Linked DNA regions of Mus musculus: all the other regions are linked to region 4. The links are chromatin loops, found by intact Hi-C in ENCODE. Cell type or tissue: left cerebral cortex. All regions are shown on one strand. Region 1 overlaps Mlxip (MLX interacting protein). Region 2 overlaps Vps33a (VPS33A CORVET/HOPS core subunit). Region 3 overlaps Bcl7a (B cell CLL/lymphoma 7A). Region 4 overlaps Clip1 (CAP-GLY domain containing linker protein 1). Region 5 holds the start of Zcchc8 (zinc finger, CCHC domain containing 8).

What was found. Hi-C counts contacts between places; a loop is a spot of excess contacts. Peaks named below come from ENCODE experiments on the same cell type or tissue, not always from the same donor. Only the 100,000 strongest peaks of a DNase experiment are listed, where the experiment ranks them.
Region 1: it touches region 4 in a loop (3-fold over the local background); 21 of 42 quality-filtered maps call a loop at or near these places.
Region 2: it touches region 4 in a loop (5-fold over the local background); 5 of 42 quality-filtered maps call a loop at or near these places.
Region 3: it touches region 4 in a loop (2.3-fold over the local background); 4 of 42 quality-filtered maps call a loop at or near these places.
Region 5: a loop joins it to region 4, with 2.1 times the contacts of the local background. A loop is called at or near these places in 9 of 42 quality-filtered maps.

What each region holds. Positions count from the first base shown.
Region 1 is chr5:123,441,096-123,446,095 of GRCm38, forward strand. It overlaps Mlxip (MLX interacting protein), which reads left to right. Exons shown (of 17, transcript NM_133917.3): 4 at 1,187-1,276; 5 at 1,633-1,674; 6 at 1,935-2,106; 7 at 2,781-2,870; 8 at 3,350-3,441; 9 at 4,373-5,000. Among named protein-coding and RNA genes, the nearest start is that of Il31, 39 kb to the right of the region's middle. In left cerebral cortex, a CTCF peak has its summit at 3,122 (motif pointing right); a DNase peak (open chromatin) is centred at 3,130.
Region 2 is chr5:123,525,942-123,530,941 of GRCm38, forward strand. It overlaps Vps33a (VPS33A CORVET/HOPS core subunit), which reads right to left. Exons shown (of 13, transcript NM_029929.3): 13 at 2,816-5,000. Among named protein-coding and RNA genes, the nearest start is that of Diablo, 4.3 kb to the left of the region's middle. In left cerebral cortex, a CTCF peak has its summit at 2,877; a DNase peak (open chromatin) is centred at 3,344; H3K27ac peaks cover 315 bases.
Region 3 is chr5:123,366,429-123,371,428 of GRCm38, forward strand. Bcl7a (B cell CLL/lymphoma 7A) reads left to right here. Exons shown (of 6, transcript NM_029850.3): 5 at 2,905-3,026; 6 at 4,590-5,000. The coding sequence ends at 4,661. Among named protein-coding and RNA genes, the nearest start is that of Gm23458, 8.1 kb to the left of the region's middle. In left cerebral cortex, CTCF peaks have their summits at 206 (motif pointing right) and 2,615 (motif pointing right); DNase peaks (open chromatin) are centred at 2,674 and 2,854; H3K27ac peaks cover 828 bases.
Region 4 is chr5:123,607,239-123,612,238 of GRCm38, forward strand. Clip1 (CAP-GLY domain containing linker protein 1) reads right to left here. Exons shown (of 24, transcript NM_019765.5): 16 at 4,584-4,700; 17 at 2,001-2,107. Among named protein-coding and RNA genes, the nearest start is that of Vps33a, 37 kb to the left of the region's middle. In left cerebral cortex, a CTCF peak has its summit at 2,814 (motif pointing left); DNase peaks (open chromatin) are centred at 655 and 2,803; H3K27ac peaks cover 786 bases.
Region 5 is chr5:123,718,502-123,723,501 of GRCm38, forward strand. Zcchc8 (zinc finger, CCHC domain containing 8) reads right to left here and starts at 2,543. Exons shown (of 14, transcript NM_027494.3): 1 at 2,222-2,543; 2 at 991-1,033. The coding sequence starts at 2,429. In left cerebral cortex, a CTCF peak has its summit at 4,662 (motif pointing right); DNase peaks (open chromatin) are centred at 1,912 and 2,569; H3K4me3 peaks cover 2,178 bases; H3K27ac peaks cover 897 bases.

The DNA.
Region 1 (5,000 bases), 170 kb before region 4:
AGCCCGCAGAGATTCTATCCTTAGGCAAACTGACCTTACAGGGCCTCCTTCTCTGCGTTCACTTAAAATTGGTATTTCTTCTGAGAGTTACTCAGGAAGGACTGGCTCTGGAGCAATTAGTTAGCTGTAACTCAGAACAAGAGCTCTAGGTTCCATCCCCAGGACCACAAGCAAAGCAGCCACTCTAGAAGAAGTTAGGGAGAACCAAGCTTCTCCACATCAGCTGGAGACACAGCTTACTTGGTAGAGTGCTTTCCTAGTGTGCACTAAGCCCTGGCTTCCATTTCTATCACCACACAAACTGAGCATGGTGTCAAAAGCCTGTAGTCCCAGCATTTGGGATAGAGAGTCAGGAAAATCAGAAGTTTAAGGCCATTCTTGATGCATAGAGAGTTTGAGGCCAGCCTGAACTTCATGAGACTCTATCTTAAAAACAAACAAAAAACCCCAAAAACCAAGCCAAACAAACAAAAACTTAAAGATAGGAGATGAGAAGAGATTAAAGAAAAAGTGGCTCATTTTTATTTTGTCTTATTATTTTGGTACTTCTAAAGGGCAGAATCCAGGGCCTCTTATATGTCAGGCAAGGTCTATACCATTGAGCTATACCTCCTCCCTAAAAGTAAATTTTAAAAAATGTATATTAAATTTATTTACTTGTGTGTGTGTGTGTGTGTGTGTGTGTGTGTGTGTGTGTTTGTGTATGCATGTGTCACAGCATGTATGTGGAGGTCAGAGGACAACTTTTGAGAGTCCTTGCTTTTCACCACATGGGTCCCAAGGATCAAACTGAGATCCTCAGGGTGGATGAGAGGCACCCTTACCCACTGAGCCTCTCACCAGCGCTCATTTTCTCCCTTTGAGAACATGGCAGCTGCTGCTGAAAGGGGCATTTGTGGGCCACCTGTGAATTTCCTTAGCATCCTCGGGCATCCCTTCAACGCTCTCTGAGTACTGTGTGCTTTCCCTGTACCCAGTGCAGAGTCACCCCTGGGGTCCTACATTTTAGCTAGGGTGTGAGAAGAGGTGTGCTTAGTGAGTGAAGCTGTAGTTTCTCAAACAACATGGGCATTTTCTGACCTAGAGAACCCTCTGAGGCCACCTTAGTGATGTATCCTGGGTATTCATGGGCTGTGATTTGATCATCATCCAAGACCTGCTTTTCATTTTGGCCTCTTGGTTGTAGGCCATCACCACAGAGGGCAAGTACTGGAAAAGCCGCATTGAGATTGTGATTCGAGAGTACCACAAGTGGAGAACCTACTTCAAGAAAAGGGTAGATACTGGCCAGGGCTCCCAAAAGAGCATGTTCTGGAAGCTCTGGACTGGGGGTGGGGGTTGAGGAGATGGAAGATGGGAGGATATTCAGGATGTGGCCTGAGACTCCACAGCTGCCCCGTCAGTCATGGAACATGGAGCAATATTCAACATTTTAAGCACCAAGTAGTGGCTGTGGTTTCCTCAGTCATAAAAAGAGCTGTTTCCTTCTTTGTGCCCACATCCATGGGATGGCAGCCAGCAGGATCCCATTCCCCAGCTCACTTCCCAGAGAATTCACTCACATATAGGGAGATGAAGTCTGGCATCTCGGAGCTCTTAGTGGCTGCCTCATCTTGCTCCCTTTGCCCACAGCTGCAGCAGCACAAGGATGAGGACCTTTCTAGCCTGGCCCAGGTAAGCGAGCTCGAGATGCGGCTCTGTCTGTCCGTGTCTGAGTGAGTCCTGGAGTGGGAGGCCAGACACAGGACCAGCTCCTCACATGGAGGTCCTGCAAGTGCCCACGAAAGCCGGCACGCTCTGGTGGGTGGGTTAAGGGAACAGCTCTCAACGCCTCTACCCTCTTGCTTTTTTCAAGAAGCAGCCTTTAATGCACGCCAGGACTGAGAAGATAATTCAACTGCCCTTTGATTCTTCTTCTCCTCTGTTGGTGCTAGGACGATGACATGCTGTATTGGCATAAACATGGGGATGGCTGGAAAACCCCAGTCCCCATGGAGGAGGACTCACTGCTGGACACAGACATGCTCATGTCAGAATTCAGCGACACTCTCTTCTCCACACTCTCTTCACACCAACCCGTGGCCTGGCCCAACCCACGAGAAATAGGTAAGTGTAGTCTCTGTCCTTGGACAGCTGGCTTCTTTCTCAGTGAGGATTCCTCTGGGCCAGGCTTTGCTTCAGGGCACCTCTAAGCTGCTGTGTGGCACTTAGTTAGGCTAGGCAAGAAAAGAAAAAGATTGTTCAAGCTCTTTATCTTAGGGTCCTGTGCAGTTGCATAAGAGGAGCCTGGGACTGAAGCCTTACAGAGGTGGTCATTGTTCCTTTAGTCCCACTGTGAGAAAGGAGCAGGCTCTGATCCCAACCCATTTTATATTTATGTTACTGCCTAAGTGTGGGATATGTCAGTACCAAAGCCTAGGCTGTAGGGTGGGCACTACTGCACATGGCATTCCCCACCCGAGGCCTTCAGTCTTGAGTCCTCAGGGAAGAGCTGCAAGTGAAAGTGAGAACAAGGATGGGGCTGTGTGGTGTAGAGCAGGGTGGAAGGTTAGGCTACTCATAGCTCATGGTGATCCCAGCACTGTCTGTCTTTTCTGCCTTCCGAGGGTAGAGAGAACATATCTAAGAATAGCCACAAACCCCTGAGGATGTAGACATCCCAGCCAGCTTCCTACCGTTTTTAGGAGGACCAGGAGGATCTGTTCAGAACTAAAAGTATATTTTCCTTTGACCTTATTTGAGGTAAAAGTGTCCCCCTCTCTCACTTGGAATTATTGCAGCACATCTGGGAAACGCAGACATGATCCAGCCAGGCCTGATCCCTTTGCAACCCAACCTGGACTTCATGGACACCTTTGAGCCTTTCCAGGGTGAGGGCAGAGGGTAGTATCATGCAAGGATCTCCCTTGCTCGTCCCATATCAGACTTGTGCCTTTGTTAGAGAGAGAACAGTTGGAAATTGGTGTAAAAGTGGGGTGGGGCTTATAAGTTTTTAAGACTGAAAATGATGTTGGTAGTAACTGCAAAGCCTGGGAAAGTTTCCTGGGACATTGGAAGGAAGTTGGCATCTCAGTGAGTGCTTTCTTCCTTGATTGTCAGCAGTTCCTCCACTAGACAGCAGAGGGCACTGTGACACAGCCACCACCCAGCAATGTTTCTGTATTTAGGTCAGACTCCCAGAGCTCTGCCTGGAAGCACTTGGTGTTTCAAGTGGTCCAATCAGAGCCCTCTTTCTACAAAACAAGTTATCTGGGGAGGCGGGGTTTGGGTCCAGACCCCCGTTTGTGTGTCATAATTCCAGAAAATGCTAAGTTCATGGAGTTCAGAAGACTCCCGTGTTCTTTTCCAGATCTCTTCTCCTCCAGCCGATCCATTTTTGGCTCCATGTTGCCTCCTCCTTCATCATTACCTGCCGCAGATCCTAGCAGCCCACCTTCTCAGGTAGAGAAAGCTGGGGAGCAGGCATGGCAGGTGCAGGGCTAGCATCAGACTTTACACCCAGAGCTAGTCTAATGCTGTAACCATGAGTTAGCCAGATGCTGGGGCCACTGCTCCATCCAGTGCTGGATATACACGCCTGTGCAGAGAAGTTAGAGAACCCTCTGGGGAAGCATCCTTAACTCCCCACAAGGCGGAAGACTAAGCCAACAGTTGTTTTCCTCCGTAAGGTCCATGTGAGCTTTGTTCACCAGCTCTTTCCTAAGACACGTTTAGTTGCAGAAGAAAATTATGGATCACTAATAAAAATATGTCGTATATTTTTTTCACTTTTTCCCTAGCAATTACTAAAAGGTACTTGCAGGTGTTGTGCTGAGAGCTGAGTGGGGCATAATTCTCTGCCCTGGGGAGCTCTCAGGTTCGTGCTGTATTCAGTTAGTCACCCAGGAACCTGGCACCTCGCCCACCTAGTGCAGATAATCATTTCTTCTCTAGAGACTGAGATCTGTACAGGTGATTCCTCATAGCTTTTCCACTCAGGAAGAGCTGGTCTGACTGGAAGTCGATACTTGATGCTGTCCTGGGGGAACCCTGAGCAGCTGTGGCCTAGGCCGCTTCTGCTCTGTAACAGAAGATACCAGGGTCTGTAGGTAGACCTCAACTAGACTCTAGAAACCAGATATCCCGAGGGTGCTACCCAGCTTTGTCTGAGCTCTGTGTTCTCATTAGTTCCTAATGGAAACAAGAGCCCTGCTGGCACTGGGGACTCAGGTCTATTCCCCCTACCTAGCAGTTTGGCCCGGGAGATAGCACTTCTGTCCCTTGGTCCCTCATTGCCCATGTCCACAGTTAAGCTTTGTACTATGTAGGGCTAAACAGTTAAAGATAATTATTAAGTTGTAGCTTTGTTTCTTCATGTCTCTTCCTTCCTTAGGGGAACATCTTGCCAAATACAGCTCTCCCTCCTGCGAGCCTGCCCAATAGCCTCATTACATCTTCTGCAGCCCCCTCCCTGGATCCCACAGAGGGCCAGGGTTGTGAACGCACATCCCAAACGGTGGACCCGTTTATTCAGCCTGCAGACTTTGGTCCCTCTGAGCCACCACTGAGTGTCCCACAGCCCTTCCTCCCTGTCTTTACGATGACCTTACTTTCCCCTGGCCCCGCCCCAGCACCTGTTCCAACTGCATTGCCCTTAGTTCCTTCGCCTGCCCCTACTCTAAACCCCCCAACTCCACCAGCTTTCCTGCAGCCACAGAAGTTTGCTGGAGTCAGCAAATCCACCCCTGTTATTACCCACACAGCCTCTGCAACCCTTACCCATGATGCTTCTGCCACCACCTTCAGCCAGAACCAGGGCCTTGTTATCACAGCACACCATCCAACCCCCTCCTCATCCCCCTGTGCTTTGGCACTGTCACCCGTACCCCAGCCACCAGCCGTGGGACCTCCCCAACCTCATTTAACTTTTATACACCCCAAACCTGTGTCCTTGACTGGAGTGAGACACAAGCAGCCCCCCAAAATAGTGCCTGCTCCTAAACCTGAGCCTGTCTCCTTGG
Region 2 (5,000 bases), 81 kb before region 4:
TCTAAATTCAACGACAAAGGTGAGGCCCAGAAGGAGCCAGCTGGGAAAGCACAGAACATGTTCCCGTTCTGATGGAACAAAGGAAAAGTGACCAGGAATAGACAGCGCATCCTTCTGCTTGTACTCGATTATAAAGACTATTATTGACCTCTGAGAAGCAGGCAGTGTGGATGGCAACCCTTTTATAACATCATCATCCAGAAGCAAATGGCTGCTTAATGTAATCAGGATCTCTTATTATCAAATTATTGCCTGGGCGAAGTCTGGGCAAAAACGGGGGCAGGACATCTACACACAGCTCAAGAAGCCAGGGAGTAGTAATTGCTCCCCCAGAGGCCTGGGCAACTAAAGGGCTCCATGTCCTGCCTCATCACCAGAAGGACAGGATGCCTGCCGGGATGTATACTACCACCCAATAACCAGAGTGACAGATGAAAGGGCCAAGTTGTTCAAAACAGGCCTCTCTTCCCTCCTCGCTCACACTTCAAATGGATCGATCCCTCAAGGCAGTTCTGTGTCTTATATTTAATAGCAATCTGCAAACCTGCAAGCTGGGGTATTTTATAGCAATAGATTAACTGAAGCTAAGAAACAGGACATGGGAGCCGACAAGGTGGCTCAGTAGGTAAAGGAGCCTGCTTTCAAGCTTGATGACCTGGATTCAGTCCTCAGGACTCAAATGGTGGAAGGAGAGAACCAACTCTTTGAAAGCTGTCCTCTAGTTTCTACAAGTGTAAATGTGTGTATGTATGTATGTATGTATGTATGTATGTATGTATATATATATGTATATATATGCATGCATGTATATATAAACATACTATACATACACACACACTACATAAATAATAAAGAACTACAACATGGCATAAAATTCACTGTAATCCATCTATAAATGATGAGAATTTTTCCATACTGCCCTTTGCTTCCACAGTCTGGCAAGGTGTCCTCTATGCATCAGATCTGAAAGTACCACTTACAACCTAGAGACAACACTGTGTCTGTATTCCCCTCTTTCCTTTGCTTCAGATACTTAGTTCATTTTGCTGTTTCAAATTTCCTGTGCATTAAAGAAAGGTTCAGCATCTTTGGCCATCAGGGAAATGCAAATTGAAATGAGTCCATCTTACACCTTTTAGAATGGCTATGATCAAAAACATAAGTGACAGCTCCTGCTGGCGAGGATGAGGAGCAAGGGAGCACTCCTCCACTGCTGGTGGGAGCGCAAACCTGGAAGGCACTTAGGAAGTCAATACGGTTTCTCAAAAAATTGGAAATCAATCTACCACAAGACCCAACTATACCATTCCTGGGCAAATACCCAAAGGACACTCCATCCTATCAAAGGGACACTTGCTCAACTATGTTCATAGCAGCTTTATTTATAACAGCCAGGAATTGGAAACAGCCCGGATGCCCCTCAACCAAAGGATGGATAAAGAAAGTGTGGTACCTTTATGTACTAGGGTACTGCTCAGCTGCTAGAAAAAAACAATGACATCATCAAATTTGCAGGAAAATGGATGGAACTAGAACGAAATCATCTTGAGGTGACCCAGACCCAGAAAGACAACCATGGTGTGTACTTAACATAACTGAATATTAGCTGTAAAGTAAAAGTTATAGTCGACAGACCCTGAGAGACTAAGCAACGAGGAGGGATGGGGGTTGGGGGCACATGGATCTCCCTGGAAAGGGGAAATAGATTTCTTGGGTGGGGGTATGGGAGCGTTGGGGGATTGGGAACAGGAGGGATCGGGGCAGGGGGAGGGAGAGAGAAAATACTGGGACAAATGAGTAGAATTGGGGGGCATTTCAGGGGCGAGGTGGAAACCTAGTGCAGTGGAAACCAATGGACTCTACAGGAGCAACCCTAGCAAAGACTCTGGTATGGGGAACACGGAATCTGAACCAGCCATCTTCTGAAACGAGGCAAGCCCTCAAGTGAAGGGACTGAGACACCAACCCAGCCACAAAACCTTCAACCCACAGTTTGCCCTGCTTGCAGAGTGTTCTAGGACTTGAGCCTAGCAGAATCGTCACCAAAGAAAGGAGAGCGATCTCATCCAGCGGCTGTCTGAAGCAGATGCAGAGTCCTTCAGCCACACACACATTAGGAGGTACTCGGGCATTCTTCAGAGGAGGGGGAGAAAGGATTGGAGGAGCCTGAGGGGTCGGAGCATAGCGTGAGATCATGGCCCACGGAATCAACTGATTAGGACTCAAGTCAGGAAGTCTGCAGGGGTCTGACCTAAGTCCCCTGCATATACCTTACAGCTGAGGAGCTTGGTGTTCTTAGGAGAATCCTAATAGCGGGAGCGGGGACTGTTGTGACTCTCCTGCCTACACGGGGGACACTCTTCTTCCTGCTGGACTGCCTTGTTCTGCCTTGATGTGATGATGGTGTGTGCCTGCTCTTATTGTAGTTTGTTATGCCATGTTTGGTTGATGTCCCTGGGAGACTGGCTTTTTTTCTGAGGGGAGTTGAGGCGGGTGGAACGGGGCAGAGGGGAGGGGAGGTAGGGTGAATGGGGGAAGGGAACCATGGTTGGGATGTAGTGTATGAGAGAAGGATTACTAGTTTGAAGCAGGACTTAACTCCAGGCCAGTCTGGGCTACACAGGAAGACCCTGACTCGACAACAGATGTATTTTTGCTGGAATTCAAGTCTGCAGAAAACAAACACTTCCTCCTAGGGTCAGGCCGGCAGGGCCTCTTTCTTTTTCTCTCTGTGTTGCTGAGGAGTAAGCTTAGGGCTGTGAGCATGCTAAGCAGCAGACTACACAGCTAAACAAATCCCTCTCCCCCATAGCTTTTTTTGTACAAGGTCTCACTGTTTAGCCCAGCTGGCCTTGAGTTCTCAATCTTTCTGCCTTAGCTCCTGGTGGTGGCGGTAAAGACATGCCACTGTGTCCTTGTAGCTACCTTCTATGTACAACGGAGAACAGAGCAGACCAGCACGCCCTGATAATCACAACCCACCTCTAGTGCAAGCAGAGCTCGAGTGGAACAGAGCTCACATGGAGGCCTTCCTGGTTCTCCACACATGTCCCGATTTAATCTTCCCTTGACCACGTCTCTCTTGGTCTCTATCAATCCATTAGAGTACCCAGTTCTTAGATTTAAGGTGATGAAAGAATGTGTAAATTGAGACAGAAAATAGCATCTACAGAGACGTCTTTAATCAGGACGGGCAGTGCAGCAGAGTGGTCCTCAGACTCAGGACAAGTCCAGACATGGGGTAAACAAACCACCCTGTCTGAGAATAAGCCTTCCGTTCCCACAGCCTTTCTCAGTGCACGCTCTTAAGAGACAAAGGCAGCTTTGAGCACTAAGGGGACTTACATCACAGGGCATAATGTATGATACCACCACTTTGTGTGTGAATACAGAGGAAGCAAGTGTGTGGTTTTTCAAAAAGGTCTTCTGCTGGGTACATTTTTAGGAGTTGACCTTGCTATGCTCTGAGAAAGCAAATATAGACTCAGAAACAAATGCAGACACATGAGATTAGAACTGAGTGTCTGTTCACTGGACAAACACCCACGCCAAGGAGACGTGGACAGACTTGTCCTGAATCCCTAGAGTGGAAAACACTGAGGACAAGGTGGATTGCAGCCCCTGGCAGCTGAAACTACCCATTGCTGGGGCTCAAAGGTAAAACTAGTCTCCCTGGAGTAACAAGAATCTGAAAAAGAGTCTTCTAAGTTAAGAATGATTTCCCATTTGGGAATGCCCCCCACACCGCCTGACTCTCCCAATACTGAATTAACGCCACGAGAAGCAAATATCATCTTTGCCATCCTACATTCCTAGGTTTTTTTCTTTTAAATACCCAACTCTGGTTACTTATAATGTGCAGTGTATTGCTCCTGATTCTACATGAGAAAAACAAGAAGAAAATATTAACCATAGAAACTGCACCTGGGCAAGGACCAGGACCGGCTGAGACAGGCTAGCTTTTCTGGAGTCTTGAGTGATGACAGGAAAGCCATCAACGTGGTCCCCCACTTGGTGCTCTTAGCTCCTTCAGATGCTGAGATGATCAGGAGGCCATGCCTGCTCTGCTTCCGGCCGTGCTCCACTCCCTGAGCACTGGTGCTGCTTGTCTCTTGTGACTGACACTGACCGAAGTGCACTGACCACCTGAGTATTTTCAGGGAAAGGGGGTGTGCAGAGTTGAGTACAGCTAGAGGGCTAGAGAGCTGTGTGTGGCAGTTACCACGGAGACAGAGCTTCATGATATTGAAAGAACAGAAGAACTGCCCATGGAGGACATGGAGGAAAACAGAAGTCCCGGCAGGAGCGCCTACCCTGGTGAGTCCAGGAGTTACCAACATGCACGCTCAGAAGTGCCTTTGGAAGGTTAGCTGGAAGAGGCTGCCTGGCGCTCAGCTCACTCTTGATCAGTCCCTTCTGGGCAGAGACCTGCACAGTCATGGCTAACGCAGAGAGCAGAAATGTCATTATGCCAAGAAGCCCCTTCGAACCTCTTAGTTGTTCAGAAGGAAACAAAGCTCGCCTTAAGAATAACTCGGTAGAGACTGGAGACACAAATGTGCTTTGCAGGAAAGTGCACACACTGGACAATGCTGGCTTCCAATTCAACAGAAAACCACAGTCCTGGGCATGGGACATCTTCTAGAATATGCCACTGTGGATCAGTGGTCAGAATTCTGATTCTCTTTTTGAATTCGTCCCCTCAGCTCTGCTTTTAATGTCTGTGCAGTCATGTGGTTGCCAGGGCTATCAGACCCATAGTCTTAGCCATTTCCAGAAAATGAAGACTTGAGACTTAAAAATTCCAAAACAGGATCTCCTTTATTTCTGGAAGGGAGAGCTTTGGCCTGAAACTCATTATGGAGCCCAGGTTGTCCTCAAGCTTGCAGCAATCCTCCTGCCTCTGTCTCTTATGCCCAGTTCATCATCCCTTCATCCAGGTTGCTTGTCCCTTCTTTAGGATTAAGAGCATAGAGAGGAGCAGGAAGGAACATGCGCCC
Region 3 (5,000 bases), 240 kb before region 4:
CTGAATTCACCATTGTGAATAGTGCTCCTGTGGCATTTGGGGCTTTTTTTTTTTTTTTTTGGTTTGGTTTGGTTTGGTTTTTTGGGGTTTTGGGGGTTTTTGTTTTTGGTTTTTTGTTTTTTTGTTTTTTTTGGTAAAAATTTAATTATTATTATACATAAGTACACTGTAGCTGACTTCAGACACACCAGAAGAGGGCATCAGATCTCATTACAGATGGTTGTGAGCCACCTTGTGGTTGCTGGGATTTGAACTCAGGACCTTCGGTAGAGCAGTCAGTGCTCTTCCCCGCTGAGCCATCTCTCCAGCCCATGTTTTTTGTTTTTTTGATTTTCGAGACAGGGTTTCTCTGTGTAGCCATGACTGTCCTGGAACTAACTCTATAGACCAGGCTGGCCTTGAACTCAGAAATCTGCCTGCCTCTGTCTCCCGAATGCTGGGACTAAAGGCGTGCACCAGTGCACCACCACGCCCAGTGCTCTTGTGGCATTTGTATTCAAAACTCTGGTCTCTGGACTAGAAAGTAAAATTGCTAGATCATGACAGGTGTGGTAGTACTCAGGAGGCAGGGGCAAGTGGATCTCTGAGTTCAAGGACAGCCTGGTCTATAGAGCAAGTTCCAGGATAGTTTGGGCTATACAGAGAAAAAAACCTGTCTCCAAAAAAAAAAAAAAAAAAAAAAAGTCATATAAGTTTTTGAGGAACTGCCGTTAACATGGATTTTCAAGGGAAAATGAAAAGATTTTGAGTCTGTGTCCTAGATAATCCATCCGTTACTCCCATCAAGGGTTAATTTGTGTTTGGGGGTGGGAGTTGTTGAAACAGATTGTAACCCAGATTGGCCTTGAACCCTTTATCCCCCTGCCTCAGCCTTCCAAATGCTAGGTTCACAGCCTCCCTGACTGGGATCTGTCCGTGCCAGCCCAGGTAACCCTCACAGCCCCTGGAAAGGGTTGGGTGGCTGTCGTCAACCTTGTCTATATAGGGGAGGCTGAGATCTCGGACAGAAAATACTGGTCCGGTGATTCACCAGGCGGAAATCTGACTCCAAACTGATTCCCTCTGCATCCTCAGATGTGGATTGTAAGAAAGCCCAGCACAGAAACTCTGACCAACCGCGTAAAGGCGGGTTGCTGGTCTGGGTACAGTAGCAGAACACCCGAAGCGTCTTGAAGCTCCTACCCGCCCTGTGAGTAGCTAGCTGTCTGTAGCCCGCCTGCCTCAGGTTCTAGACAGCTGCTGGCTGTGTGCCCATATCATTTATATAGTTTTTAGATTCTGTATTTTGTTATTCCTCTGCCTCAGGAAGTAAGCCGTGGTTGCTTGGGCATATACCCCATCTTCAAGATTAAAAATCAAATTTAAATAAAGTCAGGGTGATCTGTCATCTGGGCCATGTGTGAACAACCTAAGCCAGGGTGGCATCTGGGGGAAGCATTTCCGTTGTGTGTCCTAGAATCTCTAGATAAACTCCCGTGACCCACAGAGTTCCAAGCCCCCATCACCTCTTCCAACCTCTACCTTCCTTTTGCCAAAAAAAAAAAAAATTGTGAGACAGGGCAAGAGGGAGACGTCATAGAGCATAACAGCCCAAGCGATCATCAGATAAATGATTGCTTCACAGAAGGCTGCTGTTCAGCCAGATTGTAATATAGAGAATTTGTAAAGATGTGCAAACGTCTGTGCCCTCACCATTTAGAGAGATGGAAAAACCTATGTGCACATGAGGGAACAATCTAGAAAGGTGGAACCAAGGTCTTTAAAATACTGGTCTGTGTATCTTAGAGGTGTGAGGTATCAGTTGAGTTTAGCTATGCTTTTTTTTTTTTTTCCATCAATGGTTAGCCTTTGCTCAAGTCACTTAGAGTCATCCTTATTGTTAAGAGAAACACTGGGCTAGGGATGGAGTTCAGTTGATAGAGTATTCACCCAGGGCGGGTGTGCCCAAAGCCCCGGGGTTGATCCTCACCACCAAATAATCTGTGCGCCCGTGGATCCCAGCACTCAGGAGGCAGAGTTCATAGGACCCAAAGTTCTGGGTTATCCTTAGCCACCAATAGAGTCTGAGGCTGGCCTAGAATATTTGAGACCTGTCTCAAAAGAAAAATGCGGGAGCGGCAAGGTGACACAACCAGTAAAGGTGCCTGTCCCTAAGCCTGCCAACTTGAGTTCAGTCGCCAGAACTCACATGATAGGCGAGAACAGACGCCATCCAGTGGTCCTCTGGCCGCCGTATGCACACCGTGGCATGCAAACATGTATGTTAAAGAGACAAATGTGTTTTGTTTTTTTTTTTTTAAGTTAGAACTGGAAAGATTTCTCAACAGTTAAGTGCGTTGGCTGCTCTTACAGAGGACCCAAGTTTGGTTCCCAGCAAGCACTTGGTGACTCAAGGCCATCTGTAACTCCTAGATGTTCTCCCCTGGCCTCCGAAGGCAACAGGCACACATGTGGCACACAGACATACATGCAAGCACTTACACCTATCCACATAAAATAAAAATAAGTAACTCTTGGGAAGTTAGGAGAAGGCTAGTTCTCTCCAACAGCCTAGTGAAGTCTCTGTGGCCATAGCTTCCCTGGCGACAGCCATGATTGCTGTAGTACTTGGTGGCCAGCAGAGGGCGCCAGACACTGGCAGCATTGTGTGCTAAATATCTCTAGACAGAGAGTAGGTATGCCTGGAAGAAGGGTTGGAGACCCGGGAGCCCACTTGTAACCTGGCTCCTTATAACTGTTTGGCTAGTTGATGAATCAGAAACTTCCCAAGCTTTAGTCCAATCCAGCTCTGGAAGCCCCCAGCCACAAAAGTTTCCAGATCTGGGTATATTTAGTCCTTGGCCCATCTGCTGCAGCTTCTCATGTGTCTGAAAAACAGCTTCTGTTGTCTCGCTTCTTGCTCAGATGCATCCGAGGAGCAAAATTCACAGTCTTCGATGGAAAACTCGGTGAACAGCTCCGAGAAGGCAGAACGGCAGCCATCTGCAGAATCAGGGTTAGCGGCAGAAACGTCGGCAGTCTCTCAGGTACCTGCAGCTCGGGCTCTGTGGGGTGGGGCTGGGGTCCTCCACGGTGTGTTGAGAGTTGTGCTGCTTCCTGTTGGACTGTTAGAACACTGCTTGTCCACTGAGCAGCCGCTCCAAGTATAAGCCTGTGTATGCCACCTGGGATCCCGGTGACGGGAGGGACATGGGATTTCTCTGTGTAGCCTTGGCTGTCCCGGAACTCACTCTGTAGACCAGGCGGGCCTCGAACTCAGAAATCCACCTGCCTCTGCCTCTCAAGTGCTGGGATTAAAGGCATACGCCACCACTGCCCGGCTCGTGACCCCACATCCTTAAGGTTAAGGAACACATGACCTCAGAAACCTAAAGGCCCGATTATTGTTTGGCATTTTGCATGTGATATACGGCCCCTGCTCAGATCCCTTCTGTGTTACAGCCAAGTATCAACATCGTTCTTGGATTGTCCAGTGCAGATCCAAGGCCCAGGGGCAGGAGGCAGATATGATGGAATCTAGCCCGGGTTCCAATCCAGCTCTAGTCAGCTGGATATGCAGGTGCCTGCCGATAATCTCAACTACTCAGAGAGTTGAAGGAGTAGAATAGCAAGTTCAAAGCCAGCGTGGGACACTTAATAAGAGACCATCTTTATCTGCCTGGCTGGCCCTATATCCCTGTTGCCTGGAATAGGAGCAGGTCTTTAGCAGGCCCTGTGCTGACCTCATAAGGAGGGGCTGACTTGGGTGTAAAAGGCTTGGAGAGAAGGCTGGGATAGACAGTGATGGGGGGAGGGGCTGGAGCTGCTCACCTCCCAGCATTGCTAAGAGGTCGGGCTTGTGTTCTCAAGTCAGTGGGACAAAGGTTGGCAGCCTCGTTTCCATGAGCCGTTTACAGTTTTTAAGGTGATGTTGGGTGACACCTGTAGAGAGGCCACGTCATGACAGCTCAGACAGATGGACAGGTACAGCAGGTGGATCTTGCTAATGGGAGTCAGGGGCATGGTAGATGGAAAGAGGAAACTGTGGGTTGCTGTCCGGGCACCGGCTTTCTTTCACGCGTGTGATAACACAGAGACACAGGAAAGGCCAGGGAGCACCGGTTAGCTGTCTGGAGTTTGGTCTCTGGTGATAGGCAAGGTCTGAGAGTCCAACGGTGACTGGTCGTAGATGGGTAAACCTTTATTTAGGGTGGCCGTAAGACTTCTTAGGAACTCTGTGACCACTTTGCTCCGAATAGTATCCATGTGTCCGTTCCTCAAAAGCTGAGCGTCTGCCCCGTTAGCCTGAAGTTGAAGAGCTCTGGGTTTGGGGGAAGCCACCTTAGAGGTGGGTCACAGAACTAAGCCTCATGCTCCGGTGCCTCCACAGGTACGGACAGGGAAACATGGTCCACATTTAAAGTTCCCTGTGTGTCTGGGATCCCTACCACACACTTGTACTGCTCATGGGGTTCAGTCAGAACCGCACAATTCTCTCTCCCTCCCCCTCCCCCTCCCCACCCCCCTCACCTACCCCCAGACGACCTGTGCCCTGACCGCTGGCCCTCCCTGCTTGTACTGACCCCAGTCACTTCTCTTCTTCCCGGAAGGATTTGGAAGGAGTGCCGCCGTCTAAAAAGATGAAGCTGGAAGCCTCTCAACAGAACTCAGAAGAGATGTAGACGGCCCGGCGGAACCTTCTGGTCCATGTTTCATGGCAGGTACATCGGCAGGCTTAATTCTAGAAACACGGCCCAAGCGACTCCTCTTGGGCGCGAGCAGAACTAACGTTTCAAGTTTACTAAAGTGCAAATCCAAGAAGAACCTAGAGCGGCGGCGGCAGCGGAACTTCGCAGACACTTGACGGACTCTGCCGTGAAACCGAAACACTCGAACCTTCAAGTGACTGCCCTCTGGGAGGTGGGTCGACAGCTCAGGAGTGTGTGCGCACTGTCTCGGAAGCCAAGATTACATTTGTGTTGCTGCTGTATCCCCCTCCCCTCACTTCTCTATTTAACGAT
Region 4 (5,000 bases):
AATGCAACTCAGGAATGCACAACAACCCAGGAAGTACCATTCCAGTCACATAGCCCTTTGAGAGCAGACGTCCCTGCCTTGAAGTGTGGCCAAGCCTAGGGCAGAGGACAGAGAGTCACAGGCCAGGGCTTTTCATCAACCCCCCAGGCCTCCTTCCACCAGTTTCTATGCAAAGTTAAAATCTAGCCATGGGGTGCCTTGTCACTGACAGGAAGAGGGAATTTCCTCAGGCCTGGTGGGCAGAAAGACTCTAAAGCGGCCCTGGCACAGGGCCTGCTTCTCTGTCATTTCAACCACTTCCCTCAGGGAAGTAAGTGTCAGAAGAAAGATAGGCCACCATTGCTATGACAGTGGCTGGCCCCACTGTCTCCGATTCCCACTCCTTCCACAGGCATGAGGCAGGGCACAAAGACAATAGGGGTGGGGGTGGGGGTGAGACAGGTCCTCACTAGGCAGCACGAGCTGACCTGGAATTGACAGCGATCCTCCTGCTGGTCTCCCGCTTTCTGGGATGACAAGCGTGCACCACCACATCCAGCTATGAAGACCACCTCTCCCCAACTCCCGCTTCAGACTCAGTGCCTCACACGCACTAAGCACGCACTTTACAACCGCACTGAGCCAGAGTTTGTCTCTCTGTGGGTGTGGCGCTAATTCTGAACCAACTGGGAAGGGCGATGGCGCGTGATCAGTGAGGACTCACCACATTGAGTGGGCAGACTACTGAAGGACGAGTCCTAAGTAATCAATGTGGAACGAGAATGCTATCTAAACATAAGGGCTCTCTTGGTTAGGTCCACTGTGGCTCTGCCCCCACCCCTACTCCATCCCCCAGTACCACCTAATGTGCTCTGAGAGCTCAGGAGTAACACTACAGCAATTGGAGACCTGTGACACAAATGAACTAAAGTCACTTCAGTGTCCCACAGCCAGGTAGCATTAACTACTTGTGTCACAAAGGGACAAACTGTTTAAGTTATTCTTGAGTCCACCCCTCTCTGAATGTAACTAAAATGCTAGTTTCCCTTGTGTTTGATATGTATCTTCTTATTCATGTGTGTGTGTGTGTGTGTGTGCAAGCACATATGTGAGCATGGTGCACATGTGGATAGAGGCTAGTGGACACTGGGTGTCTTCTTCAGTCACTCTCTGCTTCATGTTTGGAGACAGGGTCTCTCCTGAACCTGGAGTTCACTGTTGCAGCTACATTAGATGTTCAGCAAACCCCAGGGACCCTCCTGGCTCTGCCCCGAAGCTCTGGAGTTATAGGTATACACCACCATACTCATCTTTGTAAGTGGGGGCTTGGGATTTCAACTCAGCTGCTCATTTTTTCCCCCAGCCATCACTTACTAAATGCAGCTGTAGCCCAGGCTAGCCTGGAATTTACTATGTAGCCTAGGCTGGCCTCTAATTCACAGTAATTATCCTGTCTCAGACTCTCAAGTACTTGAAATTATAGGCATATGCCACCATGTCTGACTTTTTTCCTATTAAAAAAAGTTTTGAAAGATTCATTTTGATATTTTTAGTTAATTATTTTTGAGACAGGGTCTCTCTGTGTAGCCCTAGCTGTCCTGGAACTTGCTAGGTAAACCAGGCTGGCCTTGAACTCACAGAGATCCATCCACCTGCCTCAGCCTCCCAAGTGCTGGAATTAAAGGCGTGCACCACCATGTCGAGCTTTTGAAGTATTTGTTAATAAAAGGTCTTACGATCTTATCCATATGTTATGGCCAGCTATCACATAAACATTCAAATTTCACTCTAGTACATAACCGGTCATCTAGTTGGAAAGTCACAGTGAACTCTGTGTGTCTTAATTCAGCAGCTAGCCCAGATTCCTTTGATCTTCAACTTAGCCATGGTTCTAAGGGTGATTCCTGAATTCGCTCATGGGGAACACATTTTAGGTGACCGATAGACAACTATTTTCTAGTCTTTTCAGATATTGCTTTTCTTTTAAAGCATAAAATTCCCCTCAGAAGAGACAAACTCACATTTCTTTCTTGAATTCTTCCATTTTTTGGTTCTCTACACTCAGCAGTTCTTTTGACTTGTTCAGCTCTTCCACAGTTTTCAAGTTGTTTTCCTTAAGTGTGTCCAACTTAAAGACCAAGAGAGAAAGAAAATGGATGAAATCATTTCATTTTTCAGTGACATGGCTGGATAAATTATTCACAAAGATATGTATTTAAAAATAGATGACATTAGTCATGTGTAAGCGGCAGGGAGAGTCATCAGGAGACGAGATACGAACGACAAGTTGATTATGAACTGCGCACGCATCTCCTCCCCCTTCACTCATTTCCTGTACACCTGGCCAAAATGCCAACCTGAACTGCCAGTGTGTGTCAAGGCAGAGCGTCCTTTAGTCATGTGTGCTTTTGTTTGTTTGCTTACCTCCTCCCCCTCCCCAGGCTGGGGTTATCAATGTACACTACCATGTCTGGCTTTGTTATTCTCTTGTAAAATTCTCAGTATTTTCACCTGAGGTTGCCCTTCAAAACAGCCCATCTTTAAAAGGCTACTTCTTAGTAGACTGTCAAGCATCAACAGTCTCAAGGATCAATCTTTGCAATCCTGCAGGAAAGCCCTTTTCTCTCCTCACTCATCAGTAATATAGGAGATGATCTTTCCAATGTCAGTTTTAAACTTATAAAGCTTATTTATTTGAATCAACCATTTGTCAGCTGGGGGTAAATCCATCTGCAATTTCTGTGAAGAGGAAGACACCATGCTGCCAGAGTGACGTGTTCTCACACACATTCCTCCCACACACTGTCCAGGAGCCTTCTTAACGCCTGCCCTCTAGTGGGGAAGTCAGGCATTTCATGAATGGAGCATTGGCTGGTGGCTGGAGTTCTTGGAATGGATGGAGCTTATTCCGTCCATCCACTATACAAGGTGTGATTCTGGAGGCAGGCTAGCAAACCTGGGCTTTATATCCTTATGTCTTATAGCCAGAGGAGGGAGATGCCTCCTATTGTCATATCGTATGCCATCAACCAGGAGTCCAGAAAGTACCATGCTAATTTTAACATACCACATTCCTTTTTTGGTTTTTCGAGACAGGGTTTCTCTGTATAGCCCTGGCTGTCCTGGAACTCACTTTGTAGACCAGACTGGCCTCAAACTCAGAAATCCGCCTGCCTCTGCTGGGATTAAAGGCGTGCGCCACCACACCCGGCTACCACATTCCTTTTAATGTCCTTTAATATCCTAGATGTATGACTGAAGGAAATAAAGCATTGTAATAGGCCCAAGAAACAGCTCGTCTACCTTGTGATCTGGTAGTAACAGACTTCCTGAGGGAAGACACAATTCTGCCGGATCCCTTCCTCCAGGGAAATGCTCAAAACCTGGGTGTACTCTCTGTAAATTTTTATTTACCCAAATTACCTCCACATGTCCATTTTGGAAGATCTGACCTTCAGCCTTGTATGGGGGCTTAGTCTTCACGTAGCTTTTCCACCTGGCAGTCCCTTCCTTTGAACTACTTTCTGAATGTCTTACTTGCCTGTGACTTTAAAAAGCGCCTGAAACTATCTAGACCTTCACATCCCACCTCAGATAGCTTTTTGGGAAGAATTTCTGTGAGCTGGGGAGATGGGCACAGGGCATCAGAGTGACATCCAAAGGGAAATGCTATGTGTAGACAGAACAGAAATAACCTGACGAGCTCCAGAAATGACTCGCTCAAGAAGACACGAAAGGATGTAAATACTGAATCAAGCCAAGAAAAAGCCTTTACAGGGGTGGGGAAATGGAAGAAAGTTGAAGGGGAAACTGTGTAGGATAAAAGGAAGGCTATAAAACTCTCACAGTGCCACCACTAAGTAGTTATCTATGACAACCACATATGGGGGCTTCCTCTTCATCCTTTGGCTTTTTCACTAGTTTTTAGGATCTTACGTAGCCCAGACCAGCTTTGAACTCCTAATTCTTCCACTGCTACCGCCCAAGGACTGGGTTTATAGGCATGCATCAGTGTCACCATGAATTCTTACAAGTTTAGTGCTACTAAGCAAGTACTAGATTCATAGCATGGTGTACATTCAGGTCTAACACAGATCAAACTTTAAAAGTCCACACTTCGGGCTGGCGAGATGGCTCAGTGGTTAAGAGTGCCGACTGCTCTTCCGAAGGTTCCGAGTTCAAATCCCAGCAACCATATGGTGGCTCACAACCATCTGTAACAAAATCTGATGGCCCTCTTCTGGAGTGTCTGAGGACAGCTACAGTGTACTTACATATAATAAATAAATAAATAAATCTTTAAAAAAAAAAAGTCCACACTTCAAAAAGACTACTCTTAGCCGGGTGGTGATGGTGCACGCCTTTAATCCCAGCACTTGGGAGGCAGAGGCAGGCTGATTTCTGAGTTTGAGGCCAGTCTGGTCTACAGAGTGAGTTCCAGGACAGCCAGGGCTATACAGAGAAACCCTGTCTCAAAACAAACAACAAAAAACAATCAAACAAACAAAGACTACTCCTGAGTTAAGTCTTTTTAAGTTAACATCCCACGAAGTCAGGAAGCTTGGAACACACACACATACACACAGACACTTAAATCTGATTACTTCATTCTGTAGTCTTGCATTTGTTTGCTTGGTGTCCTCCAAGGAGGCCAGCGTTTCTGTTTTCTCTTTGGTCATCTGTTCCATGATCTGCATGGCGTCTTCTGCAGTCTGAGCAGCCTAAGCACAAGGAGACACGGTGAGGAGACAGCACGGGCACCATCTAGGGAATTCAGACTGCGCGGCTGAGACTGCTCTCAGAGTCTGTGGGGCTGAGCAGCACACACATAGGGTGAGAGCCATCAGCCCAGCCACAGCGCACACAAACCAGGCCGTGAAGGGTCTACACTGTGGAGGAAATCCAGGCGGGAGGCCCTTCCCATGGCATTCCTCATGAAGTCAACTCTGAATCCTTTCCACATTCTCTCCTCCCTCTCCACCTCCATCCAAGTTCCAAGTTCCACTGACAAGCATGCGCTC
Region 5 (5,000 bases), 110 kb after region 4:
CCAGCCTGGTATACTGAAAGTGAGTTTCATGCAAAGACTTGGGAGTTCAAGGCTACAAAGTAAAATCCTGACTCAAAAAACAAAATAAATAAAAAATTAATCTAGTAACTTGTTAAATTCCTATCATATGGAGATGCCAGCATTAGTGTAACTGTTATAAGCAGATGTCTGAATACATGCCTCCTGCATTCGATACTTTCTCAAAAGCATATTTCCTTTTCTTCTAAAGTGCTGTGCCTTGCCAGACTTGGCCCTAGGTGTAATCCCAGTACTAGGGAAGGGGAGGCGGGAGGACCAAGAGTTCAAAGTCACCCTGAGCCACACTGTAACCAGAGACCAGCTTAGGCTACAAGAAGACTGTATCAACAAAACAAAAAATGCTCTACCTGCACTGTCTGTAACTGTAAAATATTTAATACGTACTTTACAAATATTAATAAAAATATTTAATGCTAGTGTGGTTGCTCCTGTTATCCCAGCACTTTCAAGGTAGACAAACAAAAACCAATAAGGTTAAGGCCAGTGTAAACATACAGTGGATTCCAGGCTAGTTTGGGTTACAAGATGAGAAACACTGTCTCAGTAAACCCACCCTTGCCTGTCCAAAACAAAATCCCACCAACCAACCACCACCAATAATAACAACAGTAATAATAACAGCTGTAAAGAAATCATCGGCTAACATAACTGTAAACTTATTTTATCTTACCAGAAATGTGTTAAATATGAACAGCTGGGTCTAACTTGCTTCTCTGAATTGTCAAGCAAAAATTTCTGGATTGAGGAAAAAGACCCACTAAGTCTGTTTAGACATTTAACCCACTTACCAGAATTCCTTTATACCCCTAAGTCAACAATAAAGAACCGTTACTGAATTCTTCATTGGATTCTGAGTTGTGGATGATACAAAAATTCCTTTTTCTACAAGGATGCTGTGACTAGAGAAGGAGAGCCAAGAGGCAGCTCGTGTGTAATTTCAAGATGTCATACCTGGGTCTTGTCAGAATGTTCAACTTTCTTTTAAGTTCTTGATGTTATTACTGGTTAAGGAATATCAGTCCTCAGGACATAACAACCAACCACTAAAACTTTCACTTTTGTTATCCAAATGACATAAATGTAAAGGAAGGCCCCGTAATCAGTACTTTGAAGGAAAAACACTGGGTACATGTTTTGCCGAGGGCAGGACAACTGGACCTGAACATTAAATAAGGTCTTCATCTCTTTGAACATATATTCTAAGACATGGTCCTGGAGTTCAGAAACAGTCTAAGAGATGAACCAAAAATTTCAGTTAGACCGCGGTGTTCCCGGAACAAGTTGAAGCAATTAAGAAAAATTTCCACGTCAAAGCATAAAGATAAATGATAAAGTTAATATAGCAAAATGTTTGCAAGAATGTGAGAGAACCCCTACGGATATGAAATACACAATCCTTTCAACTCTCTAGTATTTTATAAATTTTCATAATAAAGTGTGTCACGGAAAATGGTTTCATGAAAAAAAAATCAGACTTGAACTTCAAAAGTTGACATAACAACCATGCTCAGGGTTCAGGCTAAGTTCCAAAAGGAAAGTTACCTGAACCAAAACTACCTAAGAACGGGAAATTAACATACTAGCAAACCCACAAACGTTATAATCACGTTAATAAAGTCAAAGGGAATTTTGGCGCGTTTTTCCCGGAGCACCGGGAGGCAAGTTAGCTCAAGAAATCAAAACGATCTGGACAATTTAGCAAGTCTCTTCGCATGCTAAATCTTTAAGGTCGTCCCCCCCGCGCCCCGATTCTCCATCACAGTGGGCACTCGTAGCTTTCGTCCCTCCACAAATCATCCCACTCCCCGGCTGCGACGCCCCGCACCTTCAAACGCACAACTACACTACGACTCGTCTCTTCTCGAGCTTGGCACGCAAAGTTAGAAAACACGGTGACCTCCAAGACCGGGAGAGAAGTGTCTCCAGTGTCACAACAGTTGAGAGCAGCTTTGAGTTGGGGGGCCAGGGTGGTGTGCACTGGAGGACGCTCGCGGGGAAGGGATCGCGCGCGGGCCGCGGATGCAGCTTCTGCAACCGGACCGAGACTCCCGCCCGCCCGCCAGGTCGCGGGAGGAAGGACTTCGAATGCTAATCTTCTTGGAAATTCCGCCGTGTCCCCCGCCCGCCGCCACCCAGACCCCGAGTGCCAAGTGACACCCGGCCCATCGCGCCGGAAGGATATTCTCGGCGCGGAGCTGCTCGATGGTGGCCTCGCAGCGCCGGAGCTGCTCCTGCAGCTCCGCATCGCCCACCCCGTTCTCGTCGTCGTCGTCGTCCTCTTCCTCCTCGTCGTCCTTGAACCGGGTGTGAACGGGCTTCGGCGTCGACTCCTCTGGTGGGTCAAACGCCTCGAAGAGCTCTAGGTCGCCAAAATCCACACCGGCCGCCATCTTGGGCTGTGGGAAAGCTTGGAGGGCAGGGGGCGAAGGTTGGAGGCCAGAGCCGCTCTCCCTGGAGGCTTTTCTCCACACACAGGCCTCCAAAGCCGTCTAGGGGCGGGTCCTGGACGGAGACTACAACTCCCAGAATGCCAAGGCCGCCCTCATGCCTCTTTCCGAATGGGCCACAGAGCGTGGCATTCTGGGATATGTAGTTTCTAAGCGACGGGACTCATTGTTTGCGTTGCACACTGGGATTGCTCTTTTTAAAAAAACGGTTCTGAATGAGTTAAAACAATATGGATTGTCCCCGTTAGGCGTTTAAAGCTGAAGGAATCAAAGCCGGATACATGGCTTTGACAAAATGTGGTGCGGTTCCCCAGCGTCGAAAAGAGAAGACAGGAACTCTACCTTTGCCGTAGATAAATGTGCTCTCAGACACAAGCCACTTTATTTTGCTTGTTTCATTTGTAAATGAATGAAAAATGAAGTTATTCCACTGCCTACTCTCATGAACTCCTATCAGGGACGAAACAAACAGAAAAACCAGAAAACCCTTTATTATGTTTCTACTTTCATATGCCGCTGGATTTGAATGGATATTTTCGTCATCACATGTTAAAATCACCGGAAATTATAACCTGTAACAAATAATGTCAGGTTAGTTATGGTCTCTGTTGGAGGCCAGCTCCTGTAGCGCGTTTAGTGATCCAAGGAGGGGTTGATGATATTAATGTAAATCAGACAGACAGACACAAACACACACACACACACACACACACACACACACACACACACACACACACGGTGAAGCAAGGCTTCAACAAGCGTCAACAACTTTATTACTTCTCCCATAACTTATATCTTCCAGCAAAATCTCCCAAGTAGTACAAAGATTACAATGTGGCTACATTTTGTAAGTGAATGATTATAATAAATACACAAGCAAAAAAAAAACCCCAAAAACAAAACAAACAACCCCCCCCCCCAAACCCAGCATGTTACACCATACCTTTTACAAGATTGAAAGTCTTAGGTATTATAAGTGAAAAAAAAAATTAAATAAATTATAATAGATTAAGTGTAAGCAAGCAAGCTACTTTTTCTCAGCCAGTTCTTGTACTACCAGGCTACAATTTGCAGTTATAATGAAAAGATCAATTATTTATCTTTTAAAATAATCTTATAAAAGAGTATTTAGAATCAGAAATCTAAGCTTGTGTGTGTGTATGGTGTCTGTGTGTGTGTGCACGCATGCACACAGAGGCAAGGTTTTTCTGTGTACCCGTGGTTGACCTGGAACTTCTGTGTACCCATGGTTGTCCTGGAACTAGCTCTGTAGACCAGGCTGTCCTCAAACTCACCAGCCTCTGCCTCCCAGGTCCTGGGTTTAAAGACTTAAGCTACCACCACCTTCCTACTTTAAATCCTCAGTTGTACACCCACTCACTGATTTTTTTTTATCAAATTATATCAGGAAGATAAAGGTAAAAATAGATACAAGTAATTATCACTTGATGACCCATCCAGCCTTAGCAAGAAAGCCACATAAGCTAAGAACTAGCTCAGCTACCATTGTTCTTGTTCCCTGACCTCAAAAAAATTCCTGGTTCAACTTTCAAAAGTATACCAGTCTGGATATTAAATTGTTCCCCAAAGTCCTATATATCAAAGCAAAAACTTTTTTTTTTTTTTTAGTATTTTATTTTTATTTTATACGCATTGGTGTTTCACTTCATGTATGGCTGGATGAGGGTGTCAGGTCCCATAGAACTGGAGTTACAGATAGTTGTGAGCTGCCATGTGGGTGGCATGAATTGAACTCAGGTCTACTGGAAGAGCAGCCAGTGCTCTTAACTTCTGAGTCATCTCTCCAGTCCCTAGCAAAAACATCTTAACCTAACTTATACTAACAATTTACATCTCCGAGTTCTTTCTGAGGGTGGGGGTTGAATCATGAACCTGTTTCAGCAGCATTGCTTGAAAAACATCACTCATCAACAGTGCCAATGACACTGCCCAATGAGTGGTTGGAAGCCCCTCAGAGTTTTCCTACAGTTCTTAGATTATGAGGGATGAGATGACTGTGAGGGGAACAAGCAGAGTGAAACCTCCACACCACCACGGAGTCCTCAAAACATGTAGTTCTCAGCACACCTATCGTGGTGTGCTAACCGGTGGGCCAAGTTCCATGGGTTAGCTCTTTTTTCTTTCTTTCTTTTTTTTTTTTTTAAGATTTATTATTATATGTAAGCGCACTGTAGCTGTCTTCAGACACACCAGAAGAGGGCGTCAGATCCCATTATGGATGGTTGTGAGCCACCATGTGGTTGCTGGGATTTGAGCTCAGGACCTTTGGAAGAACAGTCAGTGTGCTTAACCGCTGAGCCATCCCTCCAGCCCCGCATGGGTTGGTTCTAATGCTGTTCTGCTTTTCCTCCTGTGGCTGAGATCAGGTGGCATATTTAGAAACAGGAATTCAAGGCCATCTTCAGAGACAGTGTTTGAGATGTGCCTGAGCTACAGCAAACATCCTGACTTTTCCCTTTAAGAGATAGAAGGAAAAAAATGAAAATGAAAAAT